2 separate regions of the Mus musculus genome follow, and region 2 is linked to region 1. Evidence: chromatin contacts called from ENCODE Hi-C data. All regions are on one chromosome and are shown on one strand. The core of a region is the stretch at or near the end of the contact, and the rest is flanking DNA. Distances in the headings are between cores, read along the strand shown.

Region 1 (6,431 bases), core at 1,978-4,477:
CCTTTGTTGAGTGACCTAGGGAATTGATACCCAGGACAGGGGGTTCTTCACTTTCAGCTGCACCCTGGCTCGGGACAGGGGTGGCCTAGAAGGACCCGTCGGCGCTGAGACGCACTGCCTTGTTGAGACCCAGAGCAGCTATAACAAGATGTCACAACAGCCACGCAATTAGCTGTCTCCAAGTCGGTGAAATTCAACACTGCAGAAGGGCAACAGTTCAGCCCACACTGCTACTTCCTGCTTCCTGACTTGCTCACAGCCTCTTAGGGGAAAGGGATGGGCCATCCTGGGAATGGCTGTGCCTGTACACATGTGGAGCAATCTGCGGGAGGGAGGGGTTAAAAAAAAAAAAACAACTTCCGGAAGAAGTGGTCCAATTCCATCCCTGGGCTTTCCCGAAGCTCTTTACCACCCCACTCTTGCCCAGTCCCCTTGGGAGCATGCGGACTAGCTCTGGTGGGGTGAAAGAGTAACAGCTACTGTTTGTGCTTAGTCTTAACCCAGCACTGGCAGGGGCGGCATCTCCAAGGGCTGGAAAGTGAGGTCTAGCCTGGGAGGTGTCTCCTGCTCCGCTCTGGCAACCCCAGGCATCCAGCAGGGGAGAGGCGGGGGGCGGGCTCTAAGGAGCAGAGGGCTGGAGGTCAAGCAAGTCCATCTTTCCTGCTTTGGAAAGTTGAGGGCAGGAGAAGGAGCCAAGGGGTTAGAACTCATCCAGGAGGAGAGGCACTAAGGGAAGGCCTGCATCTTCTCCACAGCCTGTGATTATCTCTCAGCAGACGATGCCGTGGGTTCACAAGAGGAGCCAACCGCGGGGAGGAAGACTGCCAAGCACGAGAATCTTCTGGTGTTTTTTTTTTTTTTTTTTTAATTTTTAAAAGAAACAAGAACAGTTGCAATTATAATTGTGGACCTTCAGTGATGGTGTCTCCCAGCAACAAGACAGATCCTGCTGTATCCCACCCTCTTCCCAGGCAGAGCGAACCAGAAGGTGTCGCCTGTCACAAAGCAGCTCCCTCCCAGCCCTGACCTGGCTCACCTATGTCCTTACCTCTGCTCCATGCCCCCTCGCCTGTGGCTGCCCCCTGAACCCTGTTCTCTTTATGACAGCTGTCCTTGAGTCACCTCAGCCTCCAGCCTTGGGCTCTCTGAGTCACGGAAATCAGAGCCAGGCCTCCTGAGCTCCTGCCCTGGTAGCCTGGCTGTGCCCTGGGAGGAAGGGAGATACAAGAAGAGAGGAAAGGTGGGGAGCCCCGGGGTGTGGGAGCTTAAGGTAAGCAATGCCTGGACACCTGCCAAAATAAACAGGCCACCCCTGTCCCAGGCACAAAGGGCTCTCTGAGAGAGAGGTCACTCCCAGACCCATGTGGCATCCTGGAGGCTCATGTTTCTTAACATAAAACATGCCATTCCCAGTCAGGACTGGGTGTGGCTCATGCTTTGACTCCTGGTGGGTGGGGCTTGTGGGCTCCCAGTGACCCATCTGGATGGTGTTTGTCTGTCCTTGCTGAGACCTGATCGGCACAGAAAAATGGGGAGAGGCCAGACAGCCGGTTTCTCTTGCAGATGTGGGTAGTTCTGGTGCCTCTGGACTACACTTTCAATTGTCTACTCCCGTCTCGTCTCCCTTTGTCTGTCTGTCTGTCTCTGTCTTTCACTCATATGGGCACCCATGCATACTCAGAGTCCAAATGAGAGAAGATCTCTAATCAAACTACCCCTAAATCAGCCTTCTCTCCTGCTTTATACCATTGTCATAGAGAAATTAAACTAGGACCCAGAGAAGTAGGCTGTGAACACAGAGTAAGAGTCTGCGCTCTCAGTAATGCTCCTCTGGTGACCAAGGGAACAGACCAGTCAGGAGGTTACAAAACCTTCTGTGGACCTTGTGTGGTTTGTGCTTTCAGGAGAAAGAGTTGGAACAAGGTATCTTGTGACTCCTCAGTTCATAGTTCGGTCTCAAAGCCACAAGAACAGGCAGCCAAGCACCAGAGCCACCTGCCACACAGCTCTGATCCTTGAGTCTTGTTACACAGTTTCTGAGGCCCTGATAATGTACCTCAGGAGTAGCTAACATAGTCCCTCCCTGGACCTCAACTGAGACAGGTTCTTTGAGCATGGAGCCTCAGTCTCTCCAGCACATCTGGCTGTATGAACTGCAAAGACATCTAGTTATTGAACAGACCTTTCTTTTTAAAATCTTATTTATTTTTATGTGTATGGGTGTTTTGTCTGCATATATGACCACATTATGTGTGTGCCCGGTGCCTGCAGAAGTCAGAAGAAGGCGTCAGATCCACTGGAACTGGAGTTACAGATGGTTGTAAACTGCCGAGTGGGTGCTGGGAATTGAACCTGAGGCCTCTGGAAGAGCAACCATTGTTTCTAACTGCAGAGCCATCTCTCCAGCCCCAGTATAAAGCTTTCTTGGGCACCAGCTATGGGCCAATAGACAAAACCTTCAACAGCCAACCCCTGGGGCTTACAGTAGACAGGATGAAGTTTCTCCCTGTACGGGTCAGCTATGGCGCCTCTCACAAGTCCTCAGTCTGGGCCAGCCAGCAGTCCTGTGGGCAGTAGCTTGCAGGGTCGTTTGCTGCTGAGGGCTGTTTGGGAAGATCTGTTCAGTACCTTTCTCAGTTCTGGATGCTTTAGGGTTTGGAGCTTCTGGGCTTGTGGAAGCATCACCTGACCTTGGCTCTACTTCACAATGTGTCTATTGCCACAATGTTTCTTTTCTTTTCCCTTTCTCTCTCTTTCTTTGTCTCTTTCTCCCTTTCTCCCTTTCTCCCACTCTCTCTCTCTCTCTCTCTCTCTCTCTCTCTCTCTCTCTCTCTCTCTCTCCCTCATGTTTTTGTTTTGTTTTATGAGATAAGGTTTCTCTGTGTAGCCTTGGCTCTCCTGGAACTCACTCACTCTGTAGACCAGACTGGACTCAAACTTGGAGATCTGACTACCTCTGCCCACTGAGTGCTGGGATAAAAGGTGTGCACCACCGTACCTGCTGAATTTTTCTTTTTTAGAAGGACAAGGTCAGTGGTGGTGCATGCCTCTAATCCCAGCACTTCGAAGGCAGAGGCTAGCAGGTTTCTGAGTTTGAGACCAGCCTGGTCTACAGTGTGAGTTCCAGGACAGCCAGGGCTACACAGAAAAACCCTGTCTCAAAAACACAAAAAGGAGGAGGGGGGAGGAGGAGGAGGCCATTGCATCAAAGCACCTGCTAGGGCCTCATCCTAATCTGATCATTCACAGGACTGTTTCCCTGAAGGGTGCCTTCTGGGGTGCTGAGGGTTAGATCCCAGTATGCCATTTTAGGGGTGAACATAGTACCTTCTCTAGGGAAGCTTAGGCTGGTGTGGAGCAGAGTGTCGCCCCCAGGACACTTCAGTTTCTGACAAGGTCTTCTGTGAACACCTCTGATTGGTGAAACCAGGTCACATGCCCGCTCCTCGCTGTCTCACTAGCTAGGAATTTTGTGTCTGACTCCTTCCTACCTTGAGGAGGCATGGAAAGTACTGTGGGCTTTCCCCCAGAGCAGGAAGAGCATTCCAACGACTCATCCAAACAAGGCATCAGAAATCCACTGCACAAGGACTTGCAGGTTTCTTCCCAAAGAGTCCCTGAGCCGGAGTGGGGTGAGACAGCAGCTTCGTCTTGTCTCTTCCTTGTGCTGTCCATGCAGCACCTCACATTCAATAAGCATGTTCTATAAGCCAGACAATGTTCTGCCTTTATTACTTATTGGCTATTCTTGTGTGGTACGTGTGTGGGGTTGCTTCTCTTCCTCCATCATCCATTTCAAGGCTCAAACGCAGGCAGCTGGTCTTGGCAGCAATCACCTGTACTCTCTGAGCTATGTCACTGACCCAGTTTCTAATCTCCTGTATTGCCTTTTTTAATCCTTCTCTTGCCCCTTCCACAGATGAGAAGACTGAGGACCAGGAGGACCAGGAACTTAACCTAACAGGTGGGAGAGACACATATGAATCAACAGTTCATGGACAGAGGAAATGAGAGGTGGAGCCAGAACCCTCCTGGCCACTATTCATTGACAGGAGTGAGAGCTGTAAGCTGCTGCCCTGCTGCCCCTGACTGGAATGTCCACTGTGCACCCCTAAACCAAGGCACTCTGTCCAAGTGCTTGAGAGCCCTGAAAGGAGGAGGAGAGAAGGCACCAGAGGGGTGGGGGTGGGAGTCCAGTCTGGAGTCTCTGTCTGCGTAGGTGGCTGAGGAGAGGCTACATCAAAGGGGTGGCTCCTGAACTTCTGACCCTGCTGGGTATTCACAGATGTCTCCCTGCAAGGGCAGGGAGGGTCTCTCGATGGTCCCTTGCCAGGGAGCCACTACACACAGGGCCAGGCTGTCCCCAAGCCTCTTCCCTGAAGACCTAGGAGAGGCCATGTGGCTGAGAGAGTAGGCTTTCTAGCTGAGCTGCATTGAGAATGTGGTTCAGGCTCTTGACATGTCCAGAGACAGAGACCTGGGACCCTGGTCTGTAGAGTTGAGTTTCGAGCCTTACTATGCAAAGAACAGAGCAAGCTGTCATGACTCTGTTTATACCAGGGACATCTGTCATTCCAGGGAGTGCTGGACTCACCCTAGTGCTTGACTTTCCAAAGGAAGCAGGGTGCATGTTAGCATCTTGAGGTTGGGGTTTGTAGTAGCACATGTCTGTCTTTCCTTCCTCCTGTGTGTGTATCCCCTACTGAGGAGGGCAGGAAACAGCAATAAAGGGCCAGGTGTGGTGGCAAGCATTCCCAGTTCTGTTTGGGTTATAGGGCATGAGGGCTTCATGAGCCCAGAAGCTCAGACCTTGCCTGGCAACATAGCTAGCATCATTCCCTTCAGCCTGATTCACAGTCAGGTAAGACTAGAATGCCTTTCTATCCGCCAGCAGTACAGTCCACAACAACATACAGAAATAAGAAAGAGAAGGAAAAAGAAATTATCCGCTGGAAGTCTTTATTATAAACTATGAAATATGAAGTTAATAAAAAGTTGCAGAAATGTTTCCAAAAATCAATAATGTTCCAGAGCTTTAAAACTGGATTAATTTCATAATAACAGAAGAATATTAATGTGTATTGTAGGCTTATTCCTAAGTGTCTCCCCACAAATAAGCAGAGAAGAGGGGCATTTATAGAATTTGAAAATAAAATGAGGTCCTGCCTGAATTTCCAGCCATCCTATTAAATTTGAATTCTTGATAAGCACCAACCCCCTTTTAAACATATGTCTCAAATATTTCATGAGGTGTGTACTGATACTAAAAAAAATTATTTCTCTGATGCTCAAATTTAGTCAGCTACACTGTATTTCTGTTTGCTCCAACAGGTCACCTTAGGTCTGTTCTTGAATCCATCTGAGACGGGGTAGGCAAAGGAGTGAGATGAAGCAGCTGTTGGGCAGACCCTAGGGCCTGCAAGCCTCTGAAGCTGGCCCCAGAGCTGCCACTTGGGGCCTCGGGAGACCCCATACTTCCTCTCAGAGCAGCATCTCCGTGGACAGAGCAGGCTGGCCCCGCAGCTGCAACAGGGAGCCTGCAAAACACCTTCAAACAAGTCAGAAGAGAGGACTAGGTGAGCCAAGAAATGACCCAGTTGACAATCATCACAGGAGAGGCCCGGCTACATGTCCTAGTACACCAGGCCTGATCACAGGTGCCTGGCTCCCTCGGACATGGTGGGCCAGCCTTGCCACCTGCGAGGTTAGTGACACTAAGCCACATCTCCAGTGGCCCAGTAATTCCAAAGCCTTGCTCTGACCTTCCCTTCGGGCCCAGCTGTTCCGCCCATCCCCCACATTCTCTGGCGCTGAGGTCATGGAAACCCCACCCCACCCCCACCCCCGAGGGGAGGGCGCTGCCAGGCTGAAGTGCCAATGTAGGGAGATTAGCTGGGTGACTGGTGGTTTGTGTAGCTGTGGAGGGTTGTGGGTTCAGAGAGAGAGAGAGACAGAGAGGCAGACAGAGAGAGAGAGAGAGAGAGACCTAGGCTCCCTAGAAGCCAAGGAGAGAGTCTAGCAGTCTCTCCAAAACAGGACAAGGCCTTCTCTGAGGACTCCTCTACCCTAGCGTTGTAGGGCAGTTCCTCTGGGTCTTTCTGCTCATGCGTCGCTGGGGGGGCGGGGGGGGGGGACTGCTCCAGGTCCTCTCTGGTGAACAACAGACAGGAGGGGGGCGGGGTGCCGGCCTGCCTGGGAGGAAGAGAAGGAAGAATGGTTTGGCAGCGATGCTTTTAGATCCATTCTAAAAGATGACAAAACCAAGACACAGGAGTCGGGGCTTTCTGCAGTTACCAAATAGTCTGGCTCAGGTTGCCCCAACACTAGAAGCTCGGCCTGTGCCATTCCTCTTTGTTGCTCAGGAAAATTCTGGTTTCCCTCAGAAGGAAACACCTCCTGTCAGCTCTGTCAGGCTATATAGTTATGTCCTC
Region 2 (6,299 bases), core at 1,387-3,886, about 56 Mb before region 1:
TGGAGACTAATGGCCCTGACCTCCTTTTTAATGAGAAAGGGGCTAGAGAAGCCACCGTACTGGAAGATGTCAGCTCATCCTTACACTCACCTCCCAGATCTTCCTGAAGGCTAGAGTGAAAACAGGGAGCTGAAAACATAGGGTATTGTAGTGGCTATTCCTGGTTGTCAACTTGACTATATTTGGAATGAACTACAATCCAGAATTGGAAGGCTCACCAGTGACCCTAATCTGGAGGCTTGGAGATAGAAATTTCTGATCTGGATCTTGGTATGGAGATCTTGAGTCATAGTGGCTATGGATTCCAGAAGATTAAATCTCTGAGTTTAAGGAACACACCTTTAATCTGGGCTACACCTTCTGCTGGAGACAATATAAGGACATTGAAAGAAGGGGGTCTAGCTCTTGCTCCTTCGCCTGCTTGCTACGTGAGACTGAGTAACTGCTAGATCCTTGGACTTCCATTCACAGCTGCGACTGAACCATTGTTGGGAATTGGGCTGCCGACCGTAAGTCATCAATAAATTCTCTTACTATATAGAGACTATCCATAAGTTCTGTGACTCTAGAGAACCCTGACTAATACAGGTATTGCTAAGGCTCATTCCCCACACAAACCTAGAACAATTTCATCCGTGCCTTTTCCAGCTGATTCAGCTTCAGTGAGAATCCTTAGCCAAGAATGGGAGAAAAAAAGATAAGCCCGGGAAAAGAAGAAAAATTGTCAATGTTGATTAGAGGAAGGAGGTGGGGGTCCCAGATGTCATCCCAAGTGACCTGAAAAAAAAATTGGACAAACTCAAATGTAATGGGAGCCAGGAACAGTCTGTGCTTGACAACCCACAATAGGAAAGGATCACACTGTGTCCTTGGCTGCAGAGGGACAGCTCCAGGGTATGGGACAGACTTTTTCCAAGTGCCACTGGGTGCCAGCTCCAGCCTCTCAATAGACTGCTCACTGTGGGTGGTGGTTAGGGTGAGGGGACATTTTCCAGCAGTTCCCTCTTTAGAGGAAGAAGCCTAAAGAAAGAAAGGCACACAGACACATAGACACACAGACACATAGACACACAGACACATAGACATACAGACACACAGACATACAGGCACACAGACACACAGACATACAGACATACAGACACATAGACATACAGACACACAGACACATAGACATACAGGCACACAGTCACACAGTCACACAGACACACAGACACACAGGCACACAGACACACAGACATACAGACACATAGATACAGACACACAGACATACAGACACACAGACATACAGGCACACAGTCACACAGACACACAGACACACAGACACACAGACATACAGACATACAGACATACAGACATACAGACATACAGACATACAGACATACAGACATACAGACATACAGACACATAGACATACAGACACACAGACACACAGACATACAGACACACAGACATACAGACACACAGACATACAGGCACACAGTCACACAGACACACAGACACACAGACACACAGACATACAGACACATAGACATACAGACACACAGACATACAGACACACAGACATACAGGCACACAGTCACACAGACATAGGCACACAGACACATAGACATACAGGCACACAGACACATAGACATACAGACACACAGACACACAGACACACAGACATACAGACACACAGACACATAGACATACAGACACAAAGACACAGAGACACAGACACATAGGCACACAGACACACAGACAATCAAGGATCTGGTACACAAGTCTCTCAGATGGAAAAGGCACAGGACCACAGTAGCTCTGCAGGTTTATTATATAAGTTGAACAGGGGGTGGGGATATTAAGACAGATACTAGGAGGCAGGATTTATGCATATAGCTGCATCAAGGACAGGTTCAACTATTTTCAGTATGCTCAGTCGCTGTAGGGGAGCAGTCTTAAGACTGTAACTATTCAAAGGAGAGAGCTAAGGTGGGCAGTGTATGCACACACTGTCAACACTTGCACACAGAAGACTTTGTCACCCTCCGAGCTTCAGTCCCCTGATGTGGGAGGGGACTTTGTCATTCTGCCATGGGTTTGAGGGTATGGTCCTTGCCTTAGTGGGCTCATGTCACCTCCTCACGTTCACGAGGACTCTGCACTCGTGCCTTCCTCTGCTTCCCACCATTTTGCTCGCTGCCTCACACCACAGCTGACATCCTGGGGTCCTGTCTGAGAGCAGCACTAAGAATCTGCTTTCAGCTACACTGGATGCTTAGTGACGGGCAAGAGCTGCTCCTCTGCCAGTTCAGAACATTTCTGTGGCCTCTCTTACATTTATGTTTATTCTCTTCTTCCTTGGCCACATTCAAAGGCCACCTGGTTTCCCCAGCATCCGTTGAAGCACCTCCTCTCCAGTTACATCTTTAAAGTCAGCCTGAGAGAAAGGGGAAAGCAGGAGGGAGATTTTTTTTTACCTCCATAGCTATAGTTGCTCTCTGTAGCAGACTATCAGGAAGCCAGATATGTACAACTTAAAGCTTAACCACTACAGCACATTCTACCCAAGAGCCATCTAAACACAAAGACTGAAGTAGACCCTGCTCTGCTGCAAGGTGACTCATCCTGAATGATAAATATAGACTGTCTCCCACACACAAAAGCAGATGTGTCGGGCGTGTCACCTATAGACGGAGCTTTGCAAAAGCTTCAGAGTAGCAGAGATTTGCTTCCTAAAATAATGCTTCCTATTTGTGTGACGTTTTCTTCCTGACTGTCTGTGACTTGGTCTGAGGATGGGGGTGGGGAACTCCCACCAAAGTAATGTGGGGCTCAGCTAGAAGATAATGGTCTACCAAGCATATGGCCAGAGACAACCATGTGCTGTGGCTCAGACCAGACTGTCCCAGCCTACCCCAAGAACAGCAGGAGATTCTAGGCAGCTTTGACTGAACAATGGGGACTCAGAGCAACCAAGTCTGTCCTCAGATCTCTGAGAATTCTGATGCAGGCACTCTCTGCCAGGTATGCACCATAAGATCCCATCAGGTATTTCAGTAGCTTGTCCAAACTAGGAAGCCAATGTGCCTTGTAAATTTCTACTTCAAAAGCTGCAAGATGGTTTGCTCAGTCATGCTTGCACTTCACCGTACGTAGCTTTGGCTCCACTTTTTTTCTTTTATGATATCAATAGATGTACATGGGTTTATTTGTAAATGATATATGCACATATATGTATATATAATATACAATGTGTATATTATATAAATGTGTATATTATAAACACAATATACTATATAATAATATATATTATTATATGTGTATAATATATATGCATATATAATATATGTATATACATATATGTATACATGCATATATTATTATATGTATATATATATGTGTATATATATGTATATACATACATATAATAATAAACAGAGCCCAGGATATTTAAATAAATAGGATAAAATGAAACGAACATCTTTAAAGTTTTACTAATCATATAGGCTTTATATATTAATAGACCTATATATCAAGGAAATTATATTAGGACAAGAATCATTGTTAACTAAAGTAAGGATCAATCTGTTATTTCAAATAGGTTTTCTGATGTTTTCACTAGTTTTGTAGATGGTTGTAAGTTGTCATTCTTTTTACCAACTCGGAGAACAACTCTCACTTGGAGACAAACTTGCAGATCAACTGCTTTCTTGTATTTCTCAAATACCTGGCCTGTTTATTTTATCTTCAGTGTAAATTTGCATCACAAGAATATTCTTAACAGACCTTTCTCTTTTGTAAAGACTTGTAAAGATTGAGTTATCATTCATCTCATTTAATCACACACATGTTATACTAAGTAGGCAGCAATATATATGATTCTTAGAGAACCTTTTGCTTATTTACTTAAGGGTGGTAGGAATTGAACCTAGAGCCATAGACTTGCTAGGCAAGCACTCTATCACAGAGCCAACCCTCGGTCCATAGCAGTATTTGACAGCAGAGGCCAAGAGAGTTCAGGGGAGTCCAGCTCCCCATTCCCCCTGTACATCAGCCAGACTGGTGGAAGAGTTCACATCAGTCAGGCTTGACCTCAGTCATTGCTGAACTCATGCAATGAGTTCAGACTTCAGTACAGAAACAAACAAACAAACAAAACTTTTTTCATTCCGTATATTCTCATCATGCTTTCCCCTCCCCCAACTTCTTCCAAATCCCCCCCAACCTCCTTATCCACCCAACACCATGTCCTCCACCCACACTCTTAAAAAAACAAACAAAACCAATAACAAATAGCAAAAAATCAAGAAACACACACATGACACAAAGACAGAAACCAAAATGCATAAAAGCAAAAGACTAGTAAGACAAACAAAAATGCCCAAACAAAGCAATATGAGGCAAAAAGTCTACAAAAATAGCATTGAATTTGTCTTCTGTTGTCCATCTAATGTTGGGCATGTGGTTTACCCTTATGTGTGGTTAATATTACCCAGTGAGACCTTATTGGAAAAAACTAAATTTCCCTTTGCCAGCATGTATCGCTTCCAGATAACTCCTTGGTTATGGTGGACGCCTGTGTCTCTTTCCCACGCTCAGCTTTGGGATACTATCTGGCTTGGACTTGTGCAGCCCTGTTCACGCTCTCATGGTCTCTGTAAGTGCACATGTGTCCAGTCTTGCTGTGCCTGGAAGACACTGTTTCCTTGGTATCATCCATCTTCTCTGGCTCTTAGCCTCTGCCTCCTCTTCTGCACATCTTCCTGCACCCAAGGAGGAAAGGACTTATGAAGACATGTCATTTAGGACTGACTGCTCCAAGTTTAATATACATTATTCATTTTATAGATGATCACAAATAAAAGTGACATCATCCTGCTGCATGACTTGGGGGCGGGGGGGGCACGGGGAGTGCTGTCACTGGGTCTGAAATGAGACAACAAAAAGTAGAAGAGGCTGCCTTCCAGACAAGAAGAATGTAAAAATTGCAGCCCAACCAAGAGAAACCAAGTGTAGATCCAGGGAATATAAGAGTATGTGTCTATATAACTCAGTTTGTACCTTCTCTCAGAGAATATAATCCTGCCAGTCAGTTCCTATTGATGTCAGGATGTTCAGAAAGGGGAGAAAATGAGTGTTTCTTGTCTTTCCATGCCAACCCTGCCCTAATCAACACTGGCTGACAGGAAATGCTCTTGTTTCAATTAACCCTTTCCTTTGTTCTCACTAACTTAAATCAGCCATGTAAAGTTCTCACAGGGGTAAAATGATTATGGATATATAAGTCAGTGAGTGTCTCTCCAAGACCCCACACAATAACTGAAATTCTTTACATGCCTCAGATTAAAAACATTTTACAAAAAAAGCCCTTCCTGACCTCTCTGCTGTTTTAATCACTAAACCAAAAATGTTAGATTATTCTCAGACCTGTGTTATTCCTTCACCAATTAATCCATATTAGTATTTATCACATCTCTGTTCTGTCCCAGACATTCTGATGTCATGTATATATAACTATAACTATATAACTATATGTCTATATATCTATATATTACCATATATATAACTATATAACTATACACTTACATATAAATATGCATGCATATACACAGGTATACATACACATAACACACACATACATATATAGATATTTGTATGTGTGCATGTATATATATATATATGTATATGTGTATATATACATATATATATGTATATATTCATATATATGTATATATATACATATATATATATATTCCTGATTTCTAAAGCTGTATGTGTTGCTGCAGTTTAGTGCAATTTTAATTTCACATATTTTTCTTTATAAAACAATCATTTAACCTATCAGACATCATTTTCTAAGAAGAGATTAAATTTTAAGAGAAAAGCCTAGTAAAATGAACTTCCCTTTTTAATGAAGCCAAGACATTTTTCCAAACTATGAAAGTAAGCCCCAGCAAGCTCTTCAGTTGCCATCCTACCTGCTCCTCAACAGGGATGGCAGTTTTGGTCTTTGAAGTATCTGATTTTGTAGCCAACTTAATCTGATCAGCTCAATGCCTCCCCTTAACACTCTTTTTCCCTCTAAAAATAGATTCTAGCCTGGATTATTTATGCATTGTAGGTGCAGGGAGATTAGAAAATCCTAGCCATTAGTTACCATACCAAGTTTTGCACTCACGGTGTCTTTTTTTTTTTTTTTAATGACTAAATTACAGTTGAAACATAAAGCACACCTGTAGATTCCAAGATCTCACCTCAGTGATTTATGCTTTGATAGTGTGCATGCTTTAATTACAGCGATGTTATCACTGTTGTGA

Evidence for each region. A loop is a pair of places that touch in the nucleus more often than their neighbours do.
Region 2: a map of T-helper 1 cell shows a loop between it and region 1 (163-fold over the local background). The contact joins the enhancer-like site here to the promoter of G930009F23Rik in region 1. A Hi-C loop is called at or near these places in 3 of 37 maps with a recorded cell type or tissue (T-helper 1 cell, T-helper 17 cell and regulatory T cell).

Annotation. Positions count from the first base shown.
Region 1 is chr15:38,452,304-38,458,734 of GRCm38, reverse strand. It overlaps G930009F23Rik (a long non-coding RNA gene), which reads left to right and starts at 3,227. Exons shown (of 6, transcript XR_875184.1): 1 at 3,227-3,632; 2 at 3,920-3,964; 3 at 5,332-5,576.
Region 2 is chr15:94,008,002-94,014,300 of GRCm38, reverse strand. No RefSeq gene overlaps it. Among named protein-coding and RNA genes, the nearest start is that of Gm30609, 48 kb to the right of the region's middle. Within about 2 kb of position 2,636, at least 1 of the 3 ENCODE cell types and tissues checked has a DNase peak (open chromatin) inside an H3K27ac peak, as active enhancers do.